Linked DNA regions of Homo sapiens: region 2 is linked to region 1. A link is a loop called in an ENCODE intact Hi-C map of the cell type or tissue named here. Cell type or tissue: endothelial cell of umbilical vein. All regions are shown on one strand. Each heading gives the region's core, and the rest is flanking DNA. Links, peaks and the distances in the headings are about the cores only. Region 1 holds the start of LDB2 (LIM domain binding 2). Region 2 overlaps LDB2 (LIM domain binding 2).

Evidence for each region. Peaks named below come from ENCODE experiments on the same cell type or tissue, not always from the same donor. Only the 100,000 strongest peaks of a DNase experiment are listed, where the experiment ranks them.
Region 2: it touches region 1 in a loop (2.2-fold over the local background); 2 of 110 quality-filtered maps call a loop at or near these places.

The regions. Positions count from the first base shown.
Region 1 is chr4:16,894,500-16,910,985 of GRCh38, forward strand. It overlaps LDB2 (LIM domain binding 2), which reads right to left and starts at 4,146. Exons shown (of 8, transcript NM_001290.5): 1 at 3,855-4,146. The coding sequence starts at 3,986. It overlaps LOC107986188 (a long non-coding RNA gene), which reads right to left and starts at 621. Exons shown (of 2, transcript XR_001741396.2): 1 at 447-621. RefSeq lists enhancers at 13,703-14,244, 14,245-14,786. In endothelial cell of umbilical vein, for the core only: no CTCF peak of the experiment used is centred there; DNase peaks (open chromatin) are centred at 142, 2,572, 4,042 and 4,552; H3K4me3 peaks cover 3,661 bases; H3K27ac peaks cover 2,641 bases.
Region 2 is chr4:16,680,240-16,688,239 of GRCh38, forward strand. All of the region lies in intron 2 of LDB2 (LIM domain binding 2), which reads right to left. Among named protein-coding and RNA genes, the nearest start is that of LDB2, 210 kb to the right of the region's middle. In endothelial cell of umbilical vein, for the core only: no CTCF peak of the experiment used is centred there; DNase peaks (open chromatin) are centred at 4,062 and 6,122; H3K27ac peaks cover 3,111 bases.

The sequences.
Region 1 (16,486 bases), core at 1-8,000:
CTTTTTAATGCATGCCTATTCCTTTACAGAGAGGTGAGGTCCTGTTAGTACTTAGTCACTTGCTTTCCTCTGCCACAAAGATTATGGATCTAAATGACCTCACATAAAATAAATGTGGGGGATGTGAGATGAACACTTTAGGGAGAGTGAGAAGCAGAGGCGCAAAGCTGCTTCAGCTCAATAGGAGATACCAGGCCCCAAAAAACTTCAGAATTGTATTTCTCAGGGAAGGTGCTAATTTAAATGCATTGGTTTTCAAATTCTCTCCTTTTGTCTACTGATTCACTGATTGGCTAGTCAGCAAATGTTTAATGAGTACCTACTTGGTCCAGGAACTACTTGCTTTAAGTGCTAGCTTTAAAACCAAACTGGACCTTCAAGTTTTCTTCACCATTACCCAATTATTTTATTATTGGATGTGTAATATTGATAAAAGAAAAAAAAACCTCAAAACAGGAAAAATACATAACGGAACTCACACTTTTCTGGTGTTTATGGTATTTTTTTTAATTAGCGTAGTGCCAACATGAAGAACTCTTTGTGATTTTGTGATTTTGAACTAAATACCATGAGCAAAGAAATAATGTCTGCACTCTTTACTTCATAATACTTTTTCATGCTAAAAAAAAAAAAAAAAAGAAAATCTGAATTTTCAATTAAAGGGACACTGTTGGTAATTTGCAAATGAGGAACCAAGACCCATGCTAACTAGTTTGTAAGAGTTAGAAATAATATTAACTCCCAATGCCATCCTCTTTAAACTCAAACTTCCCGGCTTCTGAAGAACTTTGATTTAATTTAATTGGAAGAAATGCATGGATCCCCATGAGAAAATGCCCTGGGATCAGCCATGGAAGGAGAGTAGGTAAACATCATGGTTCTTTACTAATTTCTTTCCATATAAAAAAGGAGGTTTCTAGGAAATTTCCAGAAACTTGATTACAATTTCTTCATCACATACTGATTTGCTATATATTGTTTTTCTAGCCAGGTCCATGTTCAAAAAGGGGTGAAGACTTGAGAGTATTACCCAGTGGGGTGTGTTTGTGTGTGTGTGTGTGTGAGAGAGATATTAGGACTTAATGAAATAATACTATATACTATAGGAGTGGGACCAGAAGAGAGAGAGGAAGAGAGAGATGGAAGAGGGATGGGTGAGTCAGTCTTGCCCAAAATGGTTGTATGCTTTGGCTAAATTCTCAAAGTAGTCACTCAAAGGCATATTTGATTTTGCATGTGAATAAACTAATAACTCTTGCTGAGTATCATTGTATTTTATCCCAACCAATCCCTCTCCAGAACTCAGAGCAGCTTTATCATAAATAACAATTATTGGTAAAGGTATAGTGTAACTTTACATGAAAATTGTTTTTTTCAAGGTACATACATCATGATCAAAATTTAATATTTGATGTAAATATTTAAATATCTTAGGAGCAATTATTTGATTCTCTCCCCTTTTCATATGAAATAAAAACAAATGTATGGCATTGCGTTCATGACAGTATTTACTGCTTAGCAAAGAAAAAAAGAAGTATTGAGGCAATTATTTGAATAATTATTTGAAAAATTATCTAATTAAGGAGGGAAAAATGTAAACGGTTAGCTCTAGGACACACCAGAAAACAGTTCATAGCACTTTACTGTTACAGGCAGGGAGGTTTAAAAAAATCTTTAAGATTTGTCATAGCAAGCTTTCTTCTCTTGGTTCTTGAGCTATGAAGTAGTCTTTTTCTACTCAGAGCTAAATCTTTAAAAGTAATACCCCATAATCCAAAAGTTAGGAATTCCTGAGTTTAGCTCTCACAAAAAATAATGTACCATCTTTGCAAAGCATACTGCGAAAGGAGGTCTTTTCAAATGTCTTGTCTCAAATGGGAAACAAACCTGGGACCATATTGAATCCTGCAGTTTTTTTTAATGAGGGCAAGAGTAGGGAAATCTTGCAGATAAGTCTCCTAGCTCAGACCTGGCCAAGTGCTCAGTAATGGGCAGGAGGGCAGGCAGATATCAGAGAAAGCTGCCTGTGTTCCTAACTGCAGGAGGATGGAGAAGAATCTCTGCAATTCCTCAAAAACTTTCTAAAATGTAAGGTGGACAGGTCATTTTTAAATATTGTTGCTGTTCAAGAATTGAGCCATAATGGTCCCTGGCCTCTTTTTTTATAACTAATCATACTTTTAAAAGACTATTTTTTCCAAATTTGTATTGCAATTAATGTGTGCCTGAACTATAAGACATTTTCTATCCTCCTAATTATGAAAGCAGCCTGTGTCAACCAATGGTTTATGCAGAGATTTAAGATTCCAACACACAGTTGCAAAGATCTGAAGGAAATATACAAACTGTTACACACACAAAGCAACATACACAAAACAGCAAGCACAAATATCAGTCACTGCCAACAGTTCACTATCCTAAGCAAAACATAGTTTGCACTTCTATAGAAGCTACTGGCTTCTAGAAAGAGCAAGAGTACCAGCAGTCATATTTAGCGTCTATGGTGTATTAACATATAAAGAAAACAGCAGTCATTAAAGACAACCCAGCTTTTAAAATACATATAAGTCCTTGTCCAGCAGTTAGCCAATCAGAAAGCAGGTCACATCTTGTTAGCTGTATTAAATACACGAAACGTCATGAATTCTCTATGGCTCTGTTGACAATTCAAGCCAACTGTGTTTTATCCCATAGCACAAACTTAATGGAGTCCCTTCCTAGAGTTAAAAGTCAATCTTCAATCTAAAATTCCACCAGAGCTATTCCCTAAAAGCTCTTTGGCATAAATCTTGTGGTATTTATACTCTGCAGAGAAGACTAAATTCCTAGCAATTTCCACTTCCTAAAGTGACTTTGGTGCACCTATAACAAACTCCTTTTCCGAACACTTCCACACAAAGCCCCAACTTACAGGCAGATGGACAATCCAGCAGCAAGACCTGCCAGCTGAGCTAGCACAGAGAAAAAGTCAACTGACATAAAATATTTAAATTGCAGGAGGCGAGTCTGGAGTTTTGCATTTAAAAAGTTCTGAAAGTCCTGTTCTCTCTGCTCCCAGAGTTGCTGGCTGCCTAGGAGGCTGAGTCTCCCTCTCTCAGGCACAAGATCTCAAATATGCAAAAACTAGAGCTGACTTGAAAGCTGAACCAGCTCCTGTCCTAAGGTAGAGTGATAGGGGGGCACGGCCGACAGCAATAGGAGAAAGTCTAGAGTCCCCTTGCCCCAAGCAACTGGTTTCTGATTTTAACACTGAAATATACAAACATGTGTCCCTCCAGGGCTAGTTCTGAGAAGTAGGCAGGTTTACTCTTCTGCCCCTTTTTACCTCGATTTTGGTGACTCTGAAAAGTAAATACAGGTCAAAGCAGACTTCCTCTAGGATTTGTAAAAAAGAAAATATATATATATATATATATATATATATATATATATATATATACACATATGTATATATATATATATATATATATATATACACATATGTATATATATATATAGCCAGATGCAAACAATCACAAAATTCCTTGGAATTATATCTCAAGAAACACCAACAGGACTGACTCAGAGCCTGTAAAACACCAGAGTTCTGGAAGAGCAACATTTCTGGAAACCCGGCATGTGAATCAAGTGCTGGGTTGTCTCAAGATTCCGGCAGAAACTGTCCTCTGCTACAAGAGTTGCTGTGCCTGGAAACCCAGCGTCCAAACTCGTGGATTCATCCTGGCGCTCATTTCCACGTACGTGGTAGTATCAAGTGGGACACTTCCCATAGAATTCAGCCAGAAACCCTAGGAAAAGCTCATGCATAGCTTAACAAAAATACACAAACACATCCCCAAGGTTGAAGTACTTACCTCTGTGCGAGACTGCAGTCTCTTGTTCATCTCATAGATTCGGTACTCTGGCTGTACCATGTATGGTGTATGCCTCCTATAAAATGGGCCGAAAGGAGAAGAATAGAAGGGGTCATGTGGTGTGCTGGACATCTTGCCTGCTTTTCGAAAATCAAGCTAAACAGAGTATCAGTAACGTCCATGCAGAGCACATGGGCTGTGTTCTTCCCAGTACAAAGTAGACGCACGCACACACGCTCACACACACACAGAGGCAGGCAGGCAGGCAGGCTGAACACGCTGGCTGGGAACTGCTGTCGGAGCCCTCTATAGCAGGAGAGGAGAGGGAGAGGAGAGGAGGGAGGGAAAGAGGGAGGGAGGGAGGGAGCACGGGAGAGGAGGGAGAGGGAGAGAGCAGGAGCTCCAGAGAGGGAGGGAGGTTGGTATGGAGGAAGGGAGGGAAGAAGGGAGGGAGGGAGGGAGGGAGGAGGGAGGGAGGGAGGGGGAGAGAGAGAGAGAGAGAGAGAGAGAGAGAGAGAGAGAGAGAGAGAGAGAGAGAGAGAGAGAGAGGAGCTGGATAGCTTTAGGCACCACTGCTTGTTTTTAAAGAAGCAGTTTGTGGAGAGGTCATTTCCTGTCCACATTGTAGACTAGTTCACAAATATAATTCTCCTCACAGTCTGACAAGAGGTCTAAGGTTTGGTTTTAATTTTTTTCCTCCAGCCAGGACCCTTCACAACCTGATTGCTAAGCTTGTTAGCATAGAGGTGGTCTAACCGCTACATGAGCCGCTCACCCCTGACAACCACACTGTTGTAATGTATCAGAAATGTTGATTACTACAAAATACAGAAACACGGGCACTGTGGTGCCCCGAATTGGGACCGGTGATTCACTCACATGCAGAGATTTATTTCAGCACTAATCTCCCTATGTAGTTTTGCTTTACTTGCTGTTGTTCCAAGGGCTGTTATATTCTTTGCCCTCCACTCCATCTCACTCCCATCTCTCCCCACTCACCCCTCTTCCCAGCCACCTCCCTCTTCTCCAAAGACTTCATTCAGGCCCTTAAGGTGCCTGGGCATTTTCAGGTAAAAACAGTCGTTCTGAATGTGGAAGGTATAAAATACACTTAAGGAGAGCAATGGTCTTTTTTCCCAGGAAGGAAAAACAAACAAACAAACAAACAAAAAACCCAAACAGACCTCCCAATAAGACAGGAAAAGCAAAGAAGGAGAAAACTGCCACAAAAATGACCACGGAAAATTTGGTTGAGAAGGAAATTGCAAATAATTGAATGGATCATCCCCAGATAACATGTCCAACTCTTATGGAGACAAAGTCTGTATTTTCCAAGATTGGTCAAGTAAACAAATATTTTCCCAACTGTGGTATATGATAACCATAAGAAATCCCAACAGCCCATGGAAGGGGAAAATCTCTATAGAGAATTAAACAATCTATAAAATAATCAAATTCTGCTAGAACCCACTATAACCAGAGATACGACACTTAAACAAAGCCCAGCCACACAAAATTTAAATGTATTGAGCTAACACCTAGGTAGGTCAGTGGTATTAAGGAAATAAAGCAAAGGACCACCAAAAAGCATAATGAATTCAAGACCTGAATGCAAATGCATGCAAATGAGACATTTCTTCTTTTTAATAAGCAGATTAATTAACTTTCTGCCCCAATCATGGCTTGGGTATCTCCAAGTCACTAGCCAACAGGGGATAGAGTATTGCTAATTCTGCAATTTACACTCTTAAAAATACTCAGACACAGAAAAGTGTATTGCTGTCTTGATCAGTCCTTCTTCATAATTGCATGAAATATTTGCTGAGTCCACCCCAAACTTCCAGCAGCGCAGCCTAACACACTAATGTCGCTTCCCAGGATGAGATTAGGGTAGGTATTACACTAAGGCTGCTTGGAACTTGCGCTAGGAGACCCCAAGGCAGGCGAGAATGCTTGGTTTCAGGTTTCATTACAAATCCGAAAGCTGGACCAAATTTGCTGCAAGGTTTGTCAAAACACACAACCTTCTAAAGACAGGATTTCAAACAATTTTGGCATGATTTACGTTTTGGTATGGCAGCCACTGCAAAACCTAATGGTTCCTTATGTTTAAACTCTCAAACTAAAGACATTCTGAAAGTTTAGTGTCTGCCTGAGTTTGTGTTAATGTGACCATTTCAGTGCAAGAATGAAAGTAACACCTAGGCAGGCCTGTGCAGGCCAATAGTAACAAAAAAAAATGAAACAGTTCAAAAATCCATTTAGGAAGGGAATCCCTCTCTGAATAAGGTTCTGGTTTGCTCTCATTTGTTTCTGCAGACCATTGCCAATTATAATTGGAAATATTTCTTGCCATTAATAGTGAAAGACTCTCATTTCAGAACTATCTGAAACTTGATAATGCTGATCCATATCCCTGATTCTCATCCCCGTTATTTCAGGAGTCTCCGAACTGGTCCCCCTGCCCACAGATTCACAGTCCTCTTCTAACTTGTGGTCTGTCCTTATTCAAATGAGAATGTGGATTTCAGATAAGTGAAAGCGATCATGTCCCATGTTTTCCCCCTCAGTGTTTCCCTGCTGCCAGAAGGAAAACGTGCAAGTTCCTTAGGAACATGGCATACAGGGCTCGGTAAGACCCGCACTTCTGTGCTGTCTCTTTCTCCCTCTGTCACATACACACACACACTCACACACACTCATTCATTTACTCATTTGTGTGTTCATTCATTTATTTATTTGCTATACTTGATCTTCCTAAACTTGCAATCTTTCTTATGCATGGCCACATTTGTACTTCTGGCCCTAGTTTACCTACAAACTGCTACTTATCCTTCTATTAAATTAAATTGTCTCCTCCATAAATCTTTTTAAATTACACATTCATTTGTTTATTTATTCAACAAATATTCCATTCACAGTGGATAGAGGCAGAGCCAACAGCAGGGCCAGAGCACGTTTCAACCCTAGCTCCACCATCTAGTTGTCGCGTGAACCTGAGCAAAGGACTCAGTCTCTCTGCACCTCAGTTATCTCATTGCAAGATGAGGACAATGATAGAAACTAGTCTATAAGATTGTTGCTAAGGATTAGCAAATACATCCAAATGCATTAGAACCCTGTCATCTAAACGCTCAAATAATAACATGATAGGCCGGGTGCAGTGGCTCACGCCTGTAATCCCAGCACTTTGGGAGGCCGAGGCGGGCGGATCACGAGGTTAGGAGTTTGAGACCAGCCTGACCAACATGGTGAAACCCTGTCTCTACTAAAAATACAAAAATTAGCCGGGTGTGGTGGCACGTGCCTGACCAGCTACTCAGGTGGCTGAGGCAGGAGAACTCCTTGAACCTGGGAGATGGAGGTTGCATTGAGCCGAGATCGTGCAATTGCACTCCAGCCTGGGTGACAGACCGAGACTCCGTCTCCAAAAAAAAAAAAAAAAAAAAAAAAGGAAAAGAAAAACTAGCTGGACATGGTAGTGGGTGCGTGTAATCCCAGCTACTCAGGAGGCTGAGGCAGGAGAATCGCTTGAACCTGGGAAGTGGAGGTTGCAGTGAGCCGAGATCTCACCACTGCACACCATCCCGGGCAACAGAGCAAGACCCTGTCTCAAATAATAATAAAAATAATAATAATAACATGATTATTAGGTACCTGATATCTGCTTAGGTTCTAGGGATCATTGGGAGGCCAAGGTGACATAGCACACAGGCTACCTGCCTTCCTGCCCCTTGCCATCTAGTGAGGGCAAGGGAAAGACAGTGTAGAAGAGCTAGTAAATATTTGGGAACATAATTTTAAACTATAGTGCAAGCTCTGTGCGGTGGCTCACGCCTGTAATCCCAGCACTTTGGGAGGCCGAGGCAGGTGAATCAGGAGGTCAGGAGTTTGAGACCAGCCTGGCCAACATAGTGAAACCCCATCTCTACTAAAAATACAAAATATTAACCACGTGTAGTGGCAGATGCCTGTAATCCCAGCTACTCAGGAGGCTGAGGCAGAAGAATCATGTGAACCCGGGAGGTGGAGGTTGCAGTGAGCTGAGATCGCACCACTGTGCTCCAGCCTGGGCAACAGAGTGAGACTCCATCTCAAAAAAAAAAAAAAAAATTCATCCTCCCCCTTGGTGTCGTCAGTGTAGTGTAGTTTCTATATTCTTCTATTAGAGGACTTATATTAATACATAAAAGGAACAAATACTGTCACTTGTTCAGTACTTGCTATGTGCCAGCCACTGTACTGAGTGGTCTACACAATCACTCTTAGTTTATCTTGCAATAAATCTATGGAATTGATTTGATTACTATTCCCATTTTACCCAATGGGAAACTGAGGCTATGAGAGGCTAAGAAAGTTCTTTGAAGTCATGCAATGAATAAGTGACAGAGACAAAATTCACAGCCAGTTTGCCTGACTGCTTGACTTAAGCATTTTGCTGCTCAGAGGTCAGGTCCATCCTCATCTCAAGGGCATTTCTGTTCTTTGTCCCCGGTGGCCAGCGTGGTGCTGAGCCCATAGTAGATGCTCAAGACACATGGACCTGACTAAATGGAAGAAGAAGCAAAGGATAAAGTGGCTCCCCTCACTTGGATTTTATTCTTCGTTGTCTTGCTTAGTTTCAGACACTCAATGCCCCCTGCCTCGCTCCGACCCCTGTCCCTGAAGCCCTGCCCTGCAAATCACCACTCCCATCTTTGTTATTGTCCCAGATCTCCCAGCATAGATTCCTAAATCCACAAGCTAGGAGTTGAATCCTTTGCACCGCCAGGTTACCGGGTTGTCTTTGTCGTTCATCTGTTTGTCTTCTTTCTTGCTTCTTGAAGGATCAGCTATGACTGGTCTTCTGGGTCAAGGATGAGCTAAGAAGTGAAGAAAACAAAGTGCTTATTTTAAGATTGTAAATCAACTCCTTCAGAAAACCATAGAGAATTGCAAGTATGCAGTATTTGTACCCTAGCAAAGAATAAACAAGTCTAACCCCCAACACAACAGTTCTATTACCCCCAAAGATTAAGCCATGCTCGTTTACGCATCATTTTGTGTATTGAGTATGAATGAGTTCCCAAAGTCCTCATGCAGACGTTCAGGGTGCTCTAAAAGCTGGCCTGCCCTTTACACTCGGGACCTAATTTAGCTGCATTCACCTTAGGTTTAACCCAGAGAATGATTATTGTTCCTTTAAGTGGAAATACTTACCCACAGTTTAAAAAGTGAAGAATTTCACATACAATCCAGATTTTCATCTTCTCTGAAAAATTATAAGCTCTGACCACCCTTGGCCCCATCCCTGCTGCATGGCAGTGTGCAGTGGGGCCAGCCTCTTTGTGCTTGCCCGTTCACCATGGTCTCTGTCACTCTACAGCCGTCCCCTCCAATGTCCCTAATTTCCATTTACCTGCCTGGTTCTTCCAAGTATTTGAAACATTGTCCTTTTTCTTAATCTATCAATTGCATCCTTTCCAAATCCTTCAACCAAGCACTGTTTGCTTCAGACAGCCAGCTTTCTTACCACTCTTCAATTCCCTTTCTCTACCATTCCTTACCTCTTTCTTTCTTTTTTTTTTTTTTTTTTTATGGAGTTTTTGCTCTGTTGCCCAGGCTGGAGTACAGTGGTGCAATCTTGGCTCACTGCAACCTCCACCTCCTGGGTTCAAGCGATTCTCCTGCCTCAGCCTCCCAGGTAGCTGGGATTATAGGCGCCCACGACCATGCCTGGCTAATTTTTGTATTTTTAGTAGAGACAGGGTTTCACCATGTTGGCCAGGCTGGTCTTGAACTCCTGACCTCAGGTGATCTACCCACCTTGGCCTCCCAAAAAGCTAGGATTACAGGCGTGAGCCACCTCGCCCAACCCTTCCTTACCTATTACTGTGCCCTATACAACCTGCTTCTTCAGTCAATAAGCATTTCACTAATAGGTAAAGGCAAGGTAGAGCTGAGATGTGGTGAGGAATACAGATAAATGAAAACATAGAAGGCGTGGCAGATTTCAACCCTGGTGCCACCACTTAGTTGTCACGTGAACCTGAGCAAATGACTCAGTCTCTCTGCACCTCAGTCATCTCATTGCAAGATGGGGACAATGATAAAAACTAGTCTATAAGATTGTTGCTAAGGATTAGCAAATACATCTGACAGCATTAGAACCCTCACATCTAAATGCTCAAATAATAACATGATTATTAGGTACCCAGCATCTGCTTAGGTGCTAGGGATCATTGGGAGGCCAAGGTGATGTGGCACACAGGCTACCTGCCTTCCTGCCCCTTGCCATCTAGTGTCTGCCTTCAGGCAACTTAGCAGACATGCAAAACTATGCTTCTTTCATTCAACAAGGTATATATTGAGCCCCTACTATGTACTAAGCACCATGCCAAGTGCTGGTAATATTGCTCCAACAACCAAACCGAAGGAAACACAGAACTAATCCCTTACTCCAGGAGAGAGGTGGTCTAGAATAATGTTGTCAGCGATGGGCTTTGGAGCCTCACCGCCTTGGCTTGAATCGTGACTCCTGCATTTAGCTGTATGACGTTGGCATTTCATCTGTCTCTGCCTCAGTTTTCTCATCTCATCTGTAAAGTGGAGTTAATAGCAACCCTATGATTCCTATGAGGATAAAACAAGCTAATGCATATATGTTGATTAGAACAGTGCCTGGCATTTAGTAAGTCCTCATAATTATTAGTTATTATTAGAAGAGGCAACGGGCATTAACCAATATCAGAAGCACATGTAAAGTGACACTGTGAAGTATAGAAGGCAGGCTGGGATAAGGAGGAGGCATGAGCAGTAGAGAAGCGGCCAAAAAAAAAAAAGGTCTAAGGCATAATATGATAGGCATCTCCATATTAATAAACAAAATGCTAATTTACAAAGAGCCTTGAAATAAGGAGGGATTCATTCAAACTAGTGAAATCAAGGAAGGCTTCACAGAGGAGTTGGCATTTGTATTTAGCCTCATAGGATCAGTCCCAAGACTAAGATGAAAGTTTGAGAAAGTTCACGCCAAGCAAAGCGGACACCATGGAAATGAACATATTTGACATCAAGCAAAGTCAAACAACTTGGTGAAGGCAGAGATAGTAAAAAGATGATGAAGTTCAATTCCAGGAGACCTGAAAGTGCCATCTGAAGGAATTTGCAGTTTATCGCCTGGGCACTGGGAAGCCAATAAGTGGTTTGCTCAAGCAAGATGACTTGCTAATACAAGGAGGATAAATTAGATTCAGAGCGACTCAAGAACTTAACTATGCTTTGGGAAGTTGATTTTGGTCAACAAAGTCCCCAGCATACATCTGTTCAGAAAATTCTCTCAGAGCACATGAAACAGAAGACCCAGAACAGATATTGAAAAAGCTCTCATTGTTCTTGGCTACCACCTAGAATTAAGATCTTTTATGACTTTGTGGAACTTCAAGGTCATCTTCTAAACAGCACCAGTAGTCATTGTCCAGGCTTTCAAAGTTTATAAATTGAATTCAGAGTTGAGAAGGGCATTGCTGAGTACATCAAAGAGCTTGGAAATCTGTCTCTACCCTGCAGTCTTAGAATTGTCTTGGATTTCCTTTATTGAGGTGTTTGCTGTCATTCTCTAATGTCCTTTTTCTTTTCTTTTTTTTTTTTTTTTTTTTTTGAGGTGGGGTCTCACTCTGTTGCCCAGGCTGGAGTGCAATGGTGCGCTCTTGGCTCACTGCAACCTCTGCCTCCTAGGTTCAAGCGATTCTCCTGCCTCAGCCTCCCAAGTAGCTGGGATTACAGGTGTGCACCACCATGCCCCGCTAATTTTTGTATTTTTAGTGGAGACGGGGTTTCACCATGTTGGCCAGGCTGGTCTCGAACTCCTGACCTCAGGCGATCCGCCTGCCTTGGCCTCACAAAATGCTGGGATTACTGGCATGAGCCACCACGCCCAGCTCTAATGTCTTCTTGACTAAGCCAAATGTAATTAGAAATTATAATGACTAAGAAAGGCCATAGCCATTGAGAACAGCTTATTTCAAGAGTATCAACAGTGAAATCCAACCTCATAGCATGGACCACTTAATGTTCATTTAATTATTAAACAGGTCATCCCTGAGTACCTGCAATGTGCTGGGCCCTCCTCTTTTGGACTCTGTGGGATCAGATCCTCTCTGACCTCCTGCCTTTCCAACCACATCTGTGCCTGTATTCACCCAGCCAACACCACCTGCCATGACACTTCTACTTCATTCCCAATATATGTCAGATTCTTTCTTCTAGATTGTAGGACACTCCTCTCTTGGCCTTAGCATGGCTAGCTCCTTCTCAGCTCAAGATGTTACCTGTTCAAAGAGGCCATCCATGACCAAGTTATATAAATAATTTATCCATGCTCCATTACTTTCTCTCACTGAATTCTGTTTGTTAGGTCTCTGACACTGATCACCATCTGTAATTACATCTGTATTTGTTATTTACTTGTATATTGCCTGTGCCTGTGTTTCCTCTGAGATTATAAATTCCACAAGGGCTGACAATGTGCTGGTTTTATACACCAATGTATAAAAAATTCTGTACACTCAGAATTTCACATAAGGTTTGGCACATGCAGGAACTCAGTATATTTTTTGAAAATAAATAGGTGAAATATCTGAATGCATCCCTGGAGCTGTCCTGGCAAATTATATCTCTTAATTCCAGGCTGAGCTATTCATATAATAGTGATGTATAAAGGCTATTTTTGTTCATTTATTAATGCAATTGGGTACTTACTACAAGTCAGGTACTGGGAAAACCAAACTGGGCAAATTTGATAACTTGAGAGGCTCCCTTTCCAGGAACCAATTCCCTAGAAAGCCCTTTGTCATCATTAATTATTTCATATCCAGAAGACCTCAGAGCTGCTATTGAGACTTCTGTGATCCACTTCTGACCTATGGAAGACCATGCAGCCAAGTGTCAAGGACGCTGTATTCTCTATCCAGCTTTGAACCTTTCTCAGTGTGACAATTGGGTTAAGTCATATCACTGCAGTTAGCTTGAGTTTCCGTACTTGCAAGATGCAGATAATAGCACTAACTTCATAGGGCTGTTATGCGAATTGAGGAATATTTTCTGCCCCTAATAGCCAATAGCTGTTACGAAGTGTCAAGCATTGTTCCAAGCATTTTATAAATATTGATTCATTGAATCCTTAACACAATCCCATAAGAAAAAGACTATTTTGTTCCCACTCTCTAGGTGAGGAAACAGATGCTCAGAGAGTCTGAGCAACTTGCTGTGGGTCTCACAGATAGTAGCTGGTGGAATGGGAGTGGAATGAGGGGCGTCTGGCTCCCCTTGTTGATGCTCTCGGAGGGTCCACAGTCTCTGTTCATCTCCACACTCAATTGTGAGCTGCTTGAGGGCAGGTGACACATGTTTTTCATGAAATAAGAAAAATATAAATGAGAGAATGAAGACAGAGTATCATTCAAGATTCTTCTGCTTGTAGAAAAAAAAAACACTCCAAATGTCTTAAGTAAAAAAGAAAAAAAAGTGAATTTATTTGCTTATCTAATTGGAAAAGTCAGAAGCATTTGAGTTCAGGTTCAGTAGGATCCAGGGGCCCAAACTACATCTCCAGGACTTGGAACCTGTGGCCGCCCCTGTAGGCAGGCTTTCCTCACTTGCTGGTAGACTCTGCCCATGTGGTGACCGTGGGTAAGGCTGGGTTCATATTCTCCCACTTTAGCCCAGCAGAAAGAGAGGTTTCTTTTCCAAGAGTTCCAACAAAAATCCCAGTTTTGTGTCTCATTGCCTGATTCGGACATAAAAACCAATCTCTGCAGCCAAGAGAGTGGCCAGTCCTGGGTCACATGCCCACTCCCCCAGCCCGGGGCAGGTTGGCCCCCCTAAATCCAGGGACCCAACAAAATGGCAGGGTTCTGTTACCAGAAGGTGAGTGCATTTATAGGTATAGCCACCCACAAAATATACATTCAAGTCCTAACCTTTAGTACCTGTGAATGTGAGATTATTTGTAAATAGGGTCTTTGTGGATGTAATCAAATTAAGATGAAGTCATACTGGATTAGGGCGAGCCATAAATCTGATGACTAACGTTCTTACAAGGAGAGACACAGACACACAGATACACACATGAAGAGGGAAGCAGAAGCTAGAGCGATGCAGCTACAAGCCAAGGAACACCAAGGACAGCCAGAAACCACCCGAAGCTGGGAAGAGGCAGGAATGAAGTCTTCCTTAGAGCCTTCAGAGGGGGCATGGGCTGCCGAGACCTTGATCTTGGACCTCTAGCCTCTAGAACTGTAAGCGAATACATTTCTGATTATTGAAGCCACTCAGTTTGTGGTACTTTGTTACAGCAACCTTAGCAAACTAATAGAGAATGGATATGGGTTCTGCATGCAAAGCCTCTGCTACCCAACCACAAAGAGGCTGACTTGGCTCAAAACAGAAGAGACTGCAAGGAGACCCACCTGTTTTCTTTTCCTTTACTAACAAGGGTAATAACAATAACAATACTAATGTCATTTACTGATTGCCTACTAATTGTCATGCAAATGTAAGGTCTGGTAACTCACAAAAAATTATATCATTGGATCCTCACACCACCCCTGCTGAGTTAGCTAAGTTTTCCTCCAAGCACAGGGAGCTATCAAACAGGAATAGAGTCCTCCTTCTTCTATTTAGGTACATATTAATCTTTATATGAACCCTCCCTCCAAATCTCTCTCTCTCTCTCTCTCTCTCTTTCTCTCTCTCCCCGCCCCCCCCACACACACACACGCACACACACACACTGCCGTACCACTAAACTGTGCTTGTCCCAGAATGGGTGGCAAATATTTACAAATGAATAAATGGCAGCCTTTTAAAAATTGTGTTCTAACTTACTAAAAATTATTATCTGTGGTATGATTTTCTCTTCGTGCTCTGTTTTATCAGAACTAACTTTGAGCCATTTTCCTGCCCGATCTGCCAGAACTGCTGTCACTCATCCTGATTTCAGCCATGTGCCTCCTGCCTCTCTTTCCCTCCCCTGGAGCTTTGAGAGACAACTTTTGGATTGGCGGCTGACACCAGGATGCCTCCGGACACCCTGGAGGCTGGAGAAAGACAGTGTGCTGCACAGCCTCACACAGCCTGCCAAGGACAAACTTCCTCTGCGCGACTTGGACCTAGACAATCGTTCTCTGACAAAGGAATCCCCAAGCCTGCGCCTTCGTGGAATTGACTTTTGAGTCCCTTTATTACTGAGACTGACATCTGAAGCACATGTATGTTTTTCTTTCATAAAAGCTCTACCCTAATCCAAGATCAAACAATTTATTTTGAAAATAACTGTACAGAATGGTACATTTTCCAGAACCAAACAGGTTTCCCCTGTCATTTGCCATCGCCTTTGAAGTATTTAATAGCTGAGGTAACTTGGAGAAACGACTGTGTTCCTGAAAACTGCACTTACTGTCGCTCCTGTTTGCAAGGGACTTAGCATTTACTCACTGCTTTTATCAGTCCACTTTTTGCTTTTATCTGCTTTGTTTCCCAAGTGAATTCTCATTCATAGTTTTCTACACATCATTTCTGAGAGCCACGGAGGATTTCCTTCTGGGAATGGACCTTAACTGATCTCAATGTCCCCTGCTGTTGATATTTGCATTATTTCCAATTTTTCTCTAATACAGCAATCCTTGATAAATATCCTTATATCTCTTTGTATATCCATATGTGTCCACATCAAAACTCTAAAAGTAAAACCATTTTAAGGCAAGGGGCATGTACTTTGTAAACCTTTTGTTACATATTGCCAAATTGCCCTATAAATGAGTTCTGTGGATATAGTCCCACCAGTAATTTTTAATTTTGATTTCATTTTTATGTTGATGAGCATGATACACATTCATGAAGAAAACTCATGCAATACTTCAAAGTGTGAAGAAAAATGTGAAATGCACCTGATTTTCTGCTCTGATTTTCTCCACTGTAGAGGCTGTACAGAAGGATCTAGCAGCTCATCTCTTTGTGCATGGGCTGAGTTCTCCAGCCACCATGCCTCCACTGGGAGCTAGTGGAAGGAAACCCACCGTATGGATGCAAAGCACTGTAGCTGACAAATCTTTGAGTGTTTTTTAATTTTTCACAATCATAAACAACAGGGCAAAGAATTCCCTGGAATTCATCCTTCAGCACTGGACATAAATGCCACTTCTTCTTTTTTTTTTTTTTTTTTTTTTTTTTGAGACAATCTCACTCTGTCACCCAGGCTGGAGTGCAATGGCGCTATTTCAGCTCACTGCAACCTCCGCCTCCCGGGTTCAAGCGATTCCCAAGTAGCTTGGACTATAGGCCAACCATGCCTAGCTAATTTTTGTATTTTTAGTAGAGACCGGGTTTCACTGTGTTGGCCTGGGCTGGTCTCGAACTCCTGACCTCAGGTGATATGCTCACCTCGGCCTCTCAAAGTGCTGGGATTACAGGCATGAGCCATCCCACCCGGCCCATAAATGCCACTTCTTGAGCATGCTTTCCTTGACTCCCTAACCTATAATTCAACCTTTTCTTTGATTCATTAACTGGAGTAAGAGGTTCTGAGCCCTATGCCTGGAAACTTGCACCCACAGAGTATCGTGTACTTAGCACATCTTGACAAACTAGGTCTG
Region 2 (8,000 bases), core at 1-8,000, 210 kb before region 1:
GACTTTGAAGAATATTTTTCAGTTGTTTAAATCACCCAGTTTATGGTGTTCTTGGCATGGCAGTGCAAACGAAGACACCTTTCTCCTGACTCAGTGAAATGGAAGCAGGGAAACACCATCTGCTTCAGCCTGCTCTTTGTTTTACCAACTGCATCTCAAGACCACCTCTGGCAAAGAGCATAAGTGCTTGCCTTCTCAAAACTCACTATGTGAGCTATTAATAGTAAAATAATCACCATTTACAGGGTCCTTATGGTATGCAGGGAACTGCACTGAGGACTTACTTATCTCATTTACTCCCCTTACAAAGATCCCCTGGAAAAACTTTCCGTCTAGTTTAAAGATGAGAATATTGAGGCTCAGAAAAGCTAAGTGGCATGCCCAGTGCCAAGCAGCAAGTAAGTATAGAAGCATGGGTTTCAGTCCTGGTCTGTCCAACTCCAAAGCCACGCTCATATTCATTGTTGTATTCAGAGCCTTTCTCTACTTTTTAAATAACCTGCACAGTATATAGAACTGGGGGAAAGAAAAAGGCAAATGAGAGCAAAACCAAACAACAAACAAGAACCCTCCTACAATGCAACATGTCTGAATTCTCTTAACTCTTCAGAATTAATTGTCTGTGATACTTACACAACCAAAGAAAGAAACACCCACCCACAAGTCAATTAAGTAGTAAATCTGGAAATTTACCATTAAGATGAAAAGTCACAAGAAAATAGGATTGTGGTAGGCAAAATTCAAAGATGCGCCTCAGGACTACTGGCCCTTGGTTATTCAATATAATACAAATCTAGGTACTGCTATAAAGAGATTTTACAGATGTAAATGAAATCCCAAATCAGCAGTCCTCAAAATATGGAAATTTTTGAAGTGGGAAATTTAAAGTGACCAATTACATGAACCCTTTAAAAACAGAGTTTTCTCTGGCTGGTTGTAGAAGAGGAAATCAGAGAGATTTTAATTGTTCAAGGGATTCAATTTGAAATAGGTTTTCCCTGACTGGATAAAGGGGATGTGGGTGACCCCCAAAAGCTGAGAGGTGTCCCTGGCCAACAACCAGCAAGAAATTGGGGATTTAGTTCTATAACCATAGGAAATTGAATTCTTCAAACAATCTGAATGAGCTTGCAAGTAAAATAGCCCCAAGACCCTACAGATAAGAGCCCAACCCAGCTGAAACCATGACTTGGGCCTTGTGAGAACCTAAACTGAGAACACAGTTGAGCCCATTTGGACTTCTGACCTACAAAACTGAAAGATAATACATAGGTGTTACATCAAACCATTAGGCTTGTTATAATTTGTTACATAGCAATAAGAATGAATTCAATCATTTTGTTGTAGGATAAGGCAAATAATTGAATTGTATTCTATTCTTTTTTTTTTTTTTTTTTTTTTTTTTGCGACAGAGTCTCGCTCTGTCACCCAGGCTGGAGTGCAGTGATGGGACTGCACTGGGCTGGGACTACAGACTCCCGCCACGAGGCCTGGCTCATTTTTTTGTATTTTTAGTAGAGACGGGGTTTCACCGTGTTAGCCAGGATGGTCTGGATCTTCTGACCTCGTGATCTGCCCGCCTTGGCCTCCCAAAGTGCTGGGATTACAGGCGTGAGCGACTGTGCCCGGCCTCTATTCTTCATTTTAACAACATACATTGATTCCAGTTCTGCAACTTGAGAGCTGGAGAAATCTCTTCTACTTTTAATGGCATTAAGTTAAACCATCAAGAGACAGAGGACGGGTGCCTATTTATAAATGAAGATTTACAGTAAAATGCAGAACTGACTGATTTTCCAGGTGACTACATACCTTTAAAAATTAATATCATTTGAACATTGCTCATCATCGTGTTTATTTTATATAGACAGAGAGAAGATAATTGTTTAAGATAGTTGATGGATTTGAGTCTTAAATAAGTAAAAAGCACATGTTCTCACACTGTAATAATTTTAATCTGTCAGGGAAAAAGCAAAGCCTTAGAAACAAGTCAAAAAGTAACTAGTTAAAATTTAAAAAATCCCAATTTAGATTCTGTCAGCCATAAAAAGCAGTTTATTTTATTTCTCTGAGGACAAGGATTATTAGAGATAGAAAAATAAGTACAATAATGCCTGTAGGAAATGGAGAGACCAGGCATCGTCAGCTGGCTCCTCCCTCATTTACCAACTGAACGCTCTGCCTCCTCACAGCCCACTGAGCCTCAACACAAGGTGGCTGTGACAATGACCAATGTTATTTCATAAAGCACTTAGAATAATGACAAATATTGTTAGATACCCAGTAAATGTTTATTCTCACCCTTCTGAACTATCCACCAGTTGGTTGGGAATGCTGCCTCCCCACGCCTGATGTTTCTTTCCTATGATGGCAGCTCAGTTAATTTCAGAGCCCTGGTATGCTCAGCTTAGCACCTCCCTTCTTCGTTCCCCAGAGGTCAACTTAGCTCCTGGAGGGAAAAGACTTACCCCAGTGCAGCTTTGCCTGCACCTGGTTCTGAGGCTCAGAATTCTGAGACAGACTTCATGTTGAGTCCTCCAACCAAAGGTAACATTTCAGACTAATCTTTAATGCTGTATTTTATGTCATTACTTGTTCACAACCAAGATGGGAAACAGCGTGCTAGCTATTGAGGCTTGTCTTCTGAGCCCCCAGTAATACCTCTCAAGAAACTCTGATTCATCCCACTTTCATTTTGACATACAGGATTTTTCTACCAAAGACATGTAACTCTGGGACATGTCCTTTAATGAATGCCTTTCCTATTTACAAATCTCTCTGGTAAATTGCACTAATGCAGTTTTTCAGCCTGACAAACTCAACCCACTTGGGAGCTTTCTATCTCAGAGATAAATGAGAGGTAAACTTAATTAAATGTTTATGGAGTACCGCACCTCCCCCCGCAAAAAGTGTAACTTTAAACAATCCATTACAAAACCAACAACTGTATTTATCTCTAAATACATTCATGTTTGGAAAATTCCCCTTGTAGATAACTGTACAGCTGGAAGATGTCACATAGGCGTACTTCCTGCCTTAATACTAATATTATGCTTTCTCAATCCCAAGAGCTAACATAATTTCAATTATAAATTCACATAGTCTAAAAATGTATACCATGGTGAAATTTTTAAAAAATGGAGCTTCAGGAGAATCAAAACACTTGCAACCTAGAGCTAGTGCTACCATTAATTACAAACAGGACCTTGACCACTTGATACCATTTATAAAACTTATCTGTAAAAGAAGTTGCTTGGACTGTAATCTCCAAAGTTTCTTTCAGCTCTAAAATTGTGTCATTTTTCAGGACCAATTAACAAAGAACACAGGAGTAAAACTGCTCAGAAATGTGGAGAAGTATTTTTCCAGAAGAGGGTAAACTTCTATCAGTGAAGACCATTGCCACTAGAAATTGTTCACCTTACGAAGGTGCCAGGATAGATAAAAGTAGAATGATGGATTAGCATATTCGTTAATGTTAGATTCCATAATAGATGAACCTTCAAGGCTCAGCAGCTTAGCACAACAGAAATTTGTTTCTTGTTCATCTACTTTCTGACGGGGAGGTTCAATAGGAAGCTTACCTTGCAGGGATGCAAAGACCCAGCTCTTCCTTCCTGTGGCCCCATCACCTGCAGAGCCTCTAATCCTTCTAATCTGGGAAAATAGAGAAGAAGGCTCACCTGCTTCTTAACCACCCAGCTGGAAAGCAACACACATCATTTATCTCACTTTCTATTAGCAGTAATGGATCAGAAGACCTGCCTAGATATAAGGGAACATAAAATAGGATGTTGGCATTATAGTTCCTGAATGGGCAGCCAGCTGGCAGCAACTACTTTCCTCCATGGAAAATGGGAACTGATCTATTAAGAGCAATGCCACGTCTATCACAGTTAATGTGATGGGCTCCTCAACAGATACAAACTTTCTCTTTTCTACAGCAACTTTTACATCAGCAACTAATTTCTGCTCTATCTGTTTTTAGTGACGTGATAAAAGTCTGCTAAATAAACAGCAACAGTCATGACTCGAAGCAAGCTAATCTCAGCGGAAATTTCGTGTGAGTTTTGCTCTGTGTGCCTTTTGTTTTTAATGTGTGCAAGCAGAAATACAAGCCAGATGACTCTAAGAGAAGAAAACATGACTGCAGTTATTTCTGTCCAATCATAATAAGAACTAACAAATGAAGAATGGCTGGATTTAGGTAGAATTCCAATCGTCAAGAATTTTCTACAAAATATGTATATATTCCCTGATTACTCATTCATCATATTTTGGCTTATTGAGCTGCTGACAGAGTATATTTCTTGTTTTGTGGGAGAAAAACACTTTGAAAAGGTGGTGTGTTATTATCTAGATAGCGAAACCTTGTTTTTAATTTGCTCTCTAAGATGAAGAAAAGTCTAGATCTAATATATTCAGGTTTTAGCCCAGTAGAAACATTTGGACCTTTGGATTTTGGATTTGATAACATCGCCACCACACATTATCATCTATGAGGGAAAGCAAAACTTATTAAAGAATATAAATTCAGAACTCTAGGCCAATAACAAGTATTAACTAAAGCAGGGGCTGGAAAACTTTCTCTGTGAGGGACCATATAGTAAATGTTTTAGGTTTTATGAGCCATATTGTCTCTTTTACAGATACTCTACTTTGTATTTATAGCTATGAAATGTAAATAAATGGGCATGGCTGTGTTCCAATAAAACTTTACTTACAAAAACAGGCGATGAGCTGCATTTGACCCACAAGCTGTAATTTACTGATTCCTAAATTAGAGATGAAATGGCAGAAAACCCAAAATGGAAAATCTTGTCATGTATAGCTTGGAAAGGGCCTCAGTTTTCCTCTTCTATTTTGGAGCTATGTCTTTCAGGTTTATTTAGAACTTTCTGTATAAAATAAATAACACTTCTATCATAAACAGTTGATGAAAGGAAAGGATATTTACCAGCTGCTAATGAGCAGAGCTTGAGTCCCAGGAGACCAGGTTCTAATTTTGGCTCTGCCAGTATGGAGGATGCGATCCTCACTCGCTCCATTTAACTTCAATAGGTCTTTGTTTCTGCCTCCCTAAAATCAGGGAGTTAGCTGAGGTTACCTCAGATACCTTTTACATCTCTCAAGTTTTTTTTGTTTTGTTTTGTTTTTTGTTTTTTTGTTTTGTTTTGTTTTGTTTTTGCTGGAAAGCTAACTGCTCTAGAAAAAACCTTTGACTTGACTCAGAGGACACGGTGAGATGAGTTACATAAACTCTATAAGGCTCCATCTCCTCACCTGTTGAATGGACCTAATATTCTCTACCTGAAAGGATTAAATAAAGTCATGTATGTGAAATTAAGTAGCAGGGGGAAGGAAGCAGATTCGATGTCCCAATGTGAATGGAATCCAAATAACGTGATTTCATGACTAGTTTAAAGGAATCTTCTTCACTATTATCCTAACATCACAAGCAAAGCTGCCCACCCTCAGAATCCGGAAGCATTCTCTACCAAGTGGTCACCAAAACACAGGCAAAAGAGGCCAGGCGCAGTGGTTCATGCCTGTAATCCCAGCACTTTTGGAGGCCGAGTCAGGTGAATCATTTGAGGTCAGGAGTTCGCAACCAGCCTAGCCAACACAGCGAAATCCCGTCTCTACTAAAAATCCAAAAAAAAGTAGTTGGGCATGGTGGTGTGTGCCTGTAGTCCTAGCTACTCTGGAGGCTGAGGCAAGAGAATCACTTGAACTTGGGAGGTGGAGGTTTCAGTGAGCTGAGATCGTGCCACTGCACTCCAGCATGGGTGACAGAGAGAGACTCTGTCTAAAAAAAAAGGCAAAAGTCAAAATATGTAAACATGGCAGATCAAAGCTAATCACAATATTAAGAATTCAGTTTCCCTGGCCAGAGAGCCACTCGAAGCAGAGAGTAACCATAAATGAGGATTTCTTGACCCCCTTAACTAGATCCTCACAAAGCAATAGCCCAAATTCTCCCTTCCGTGTGACTATTTATCCCATACTAAGCCAATAACCTACATCCTAAGAGATGGCTGCAGAATGCACAATTAGGAAGAAGTTTTATTATTTTTACTGTGCTAGTCATCACATTGGAATCTTGTATAATCATGATCCAAAGTGGGTGGTATTACTCTCATTCTTACTGATGCAGAGGCTGAGGTTCCAATGGCTTAAGCAACTTGCCCAAAGACAAAACATGCAAGGAAAGACTACGTGACCTCACAGATTGTGCTCTTGCTCTTGTGTGTGACTCTCAAGAAATGATAAGAATCTTTGGGCAGAAATGCTGACAACTGAGGCAGAGAATCTGAAAACAACCTTCCCTTCAAACCTAAAAATCAGAGACTGCTTCTTCCAAACCACTGAGCTGTCAGAAGATGAATAAGGCAGAGAGACTGTCAGAATCCAAGTCAGGAGTACTAGCTTGTTCTTGACATGGTTACAGAGCCTAGGATACTGCAGGTGAATTCCACCTGGTTCTGAATGAATGAATGAATCAATCAATCAATGAGGAATTGCTCAAACTCAGGTTGCCAGTAGCATATAGGTCCATGGGTACAAAAAACTGTCATTCTGATTTTTTCTTTGTTTTTAATGCATATCCTTGCTCTTGCTACAAATCATAATTTTGGTGGGGTTGGGGGGATCCTTATTCCTCCAGCTTTCACTCTTTCAAAGTCTGACTTCTTAGTCTCTTTGGTCTCTTATTCCTCTTCCCTACTTTCTGCTTTCCACCTCTCCTTTTTCTTCATCCTAATGTTTCAGAAAGAATGCTTGAGAATATATATTTTTCTTTTTACCAGTGAAATATGGGGTGAAAAAAATACTGTATATACATTTAGATTGCCTGACTTTCCTCTATAAACTTGAAAAAAAAAACCATTAACTTCAGTTCATTAATGTAATGCCATGAGTTTCTTGTTATGAATTGTTATGGTCGACATGTTTATGTTTTCTGCAAATTCCTATTTTGAAATCCTATCCTCCAATTTAATAGTATTAGGAAGTAAGGGCTTTGGAAGGTAATAAGGTTATGAGAGTGAAGCCCTCATGAATGGGATTAGTGCCCTTATAAAAAGAGACTTGAGAGCTTGCTCTCTCTCTCGCTCTCTACTCTCTGCCACTTGAGGACACAGCAGGTAAATTGCTGCCTATGAACCAGGAAGCAGGCTGTCACTAGACACCAGATCTTCTGGCACCTTGATCTTGGACTTCCTGCCTCCAAAATGGTAGAAAATAAATATCTGTCGTTTAAGCCACCCAGTCTGCACAGCAGCAGAAACTAAGATAAGGATCATATTTTTAATGATGGAAATAATAATAAAGAAGAGGAATAAGTAAACTAAGTCTGGACTTCTCTAGAAACCAAACACTATCAGACCCAACTGGGAGATGTACTTACCCATATCAACTAATGTGCTATACTCATCCAATGTAAGGAACTCTGCACCCTCCCACACCCACCCTGCCTTTTCTCTGTACAAGGTACCATGCTAGGCCTGGAGCAAAAAGGAGATCAGGAAAAAGGCTAACATGTAAGAATATGTGATTCTAGGAACTGTCTTGTAAATTCTCAGGAAGAGAAGTTAGCACGTTTTGGAACTGAAATTAACCTTATTCATCATAAGCAAAAATATGGGGGCAAAACTGGTAGAGAAGGAGCTCTTATCCAATTCAACACACATTGCCTACAGTGATTCAGAAAAGTAGTATCCCACTTGTTCAGCACCTAACAAATGGCAGGCATTGGGCTAAATTTTTTACATTGAACGTTAGCTTCTGAACCACATTATGAGTCAGATAAAGAAAATAAGATACAAAGACTTACGTGAATTATTCCAAGTTACAAGGTATAGAAATGCACAAATGGGAATTTGAACTTGAAAAACCTGTTGGACCTTAAAGTTCGCATTGTTTTTGCAACTACTCTGCATACATGAGTGGCCTCCCCACAGTAGGAATACAGAAGTTCAACAGCAAATGGATTCAGGAAC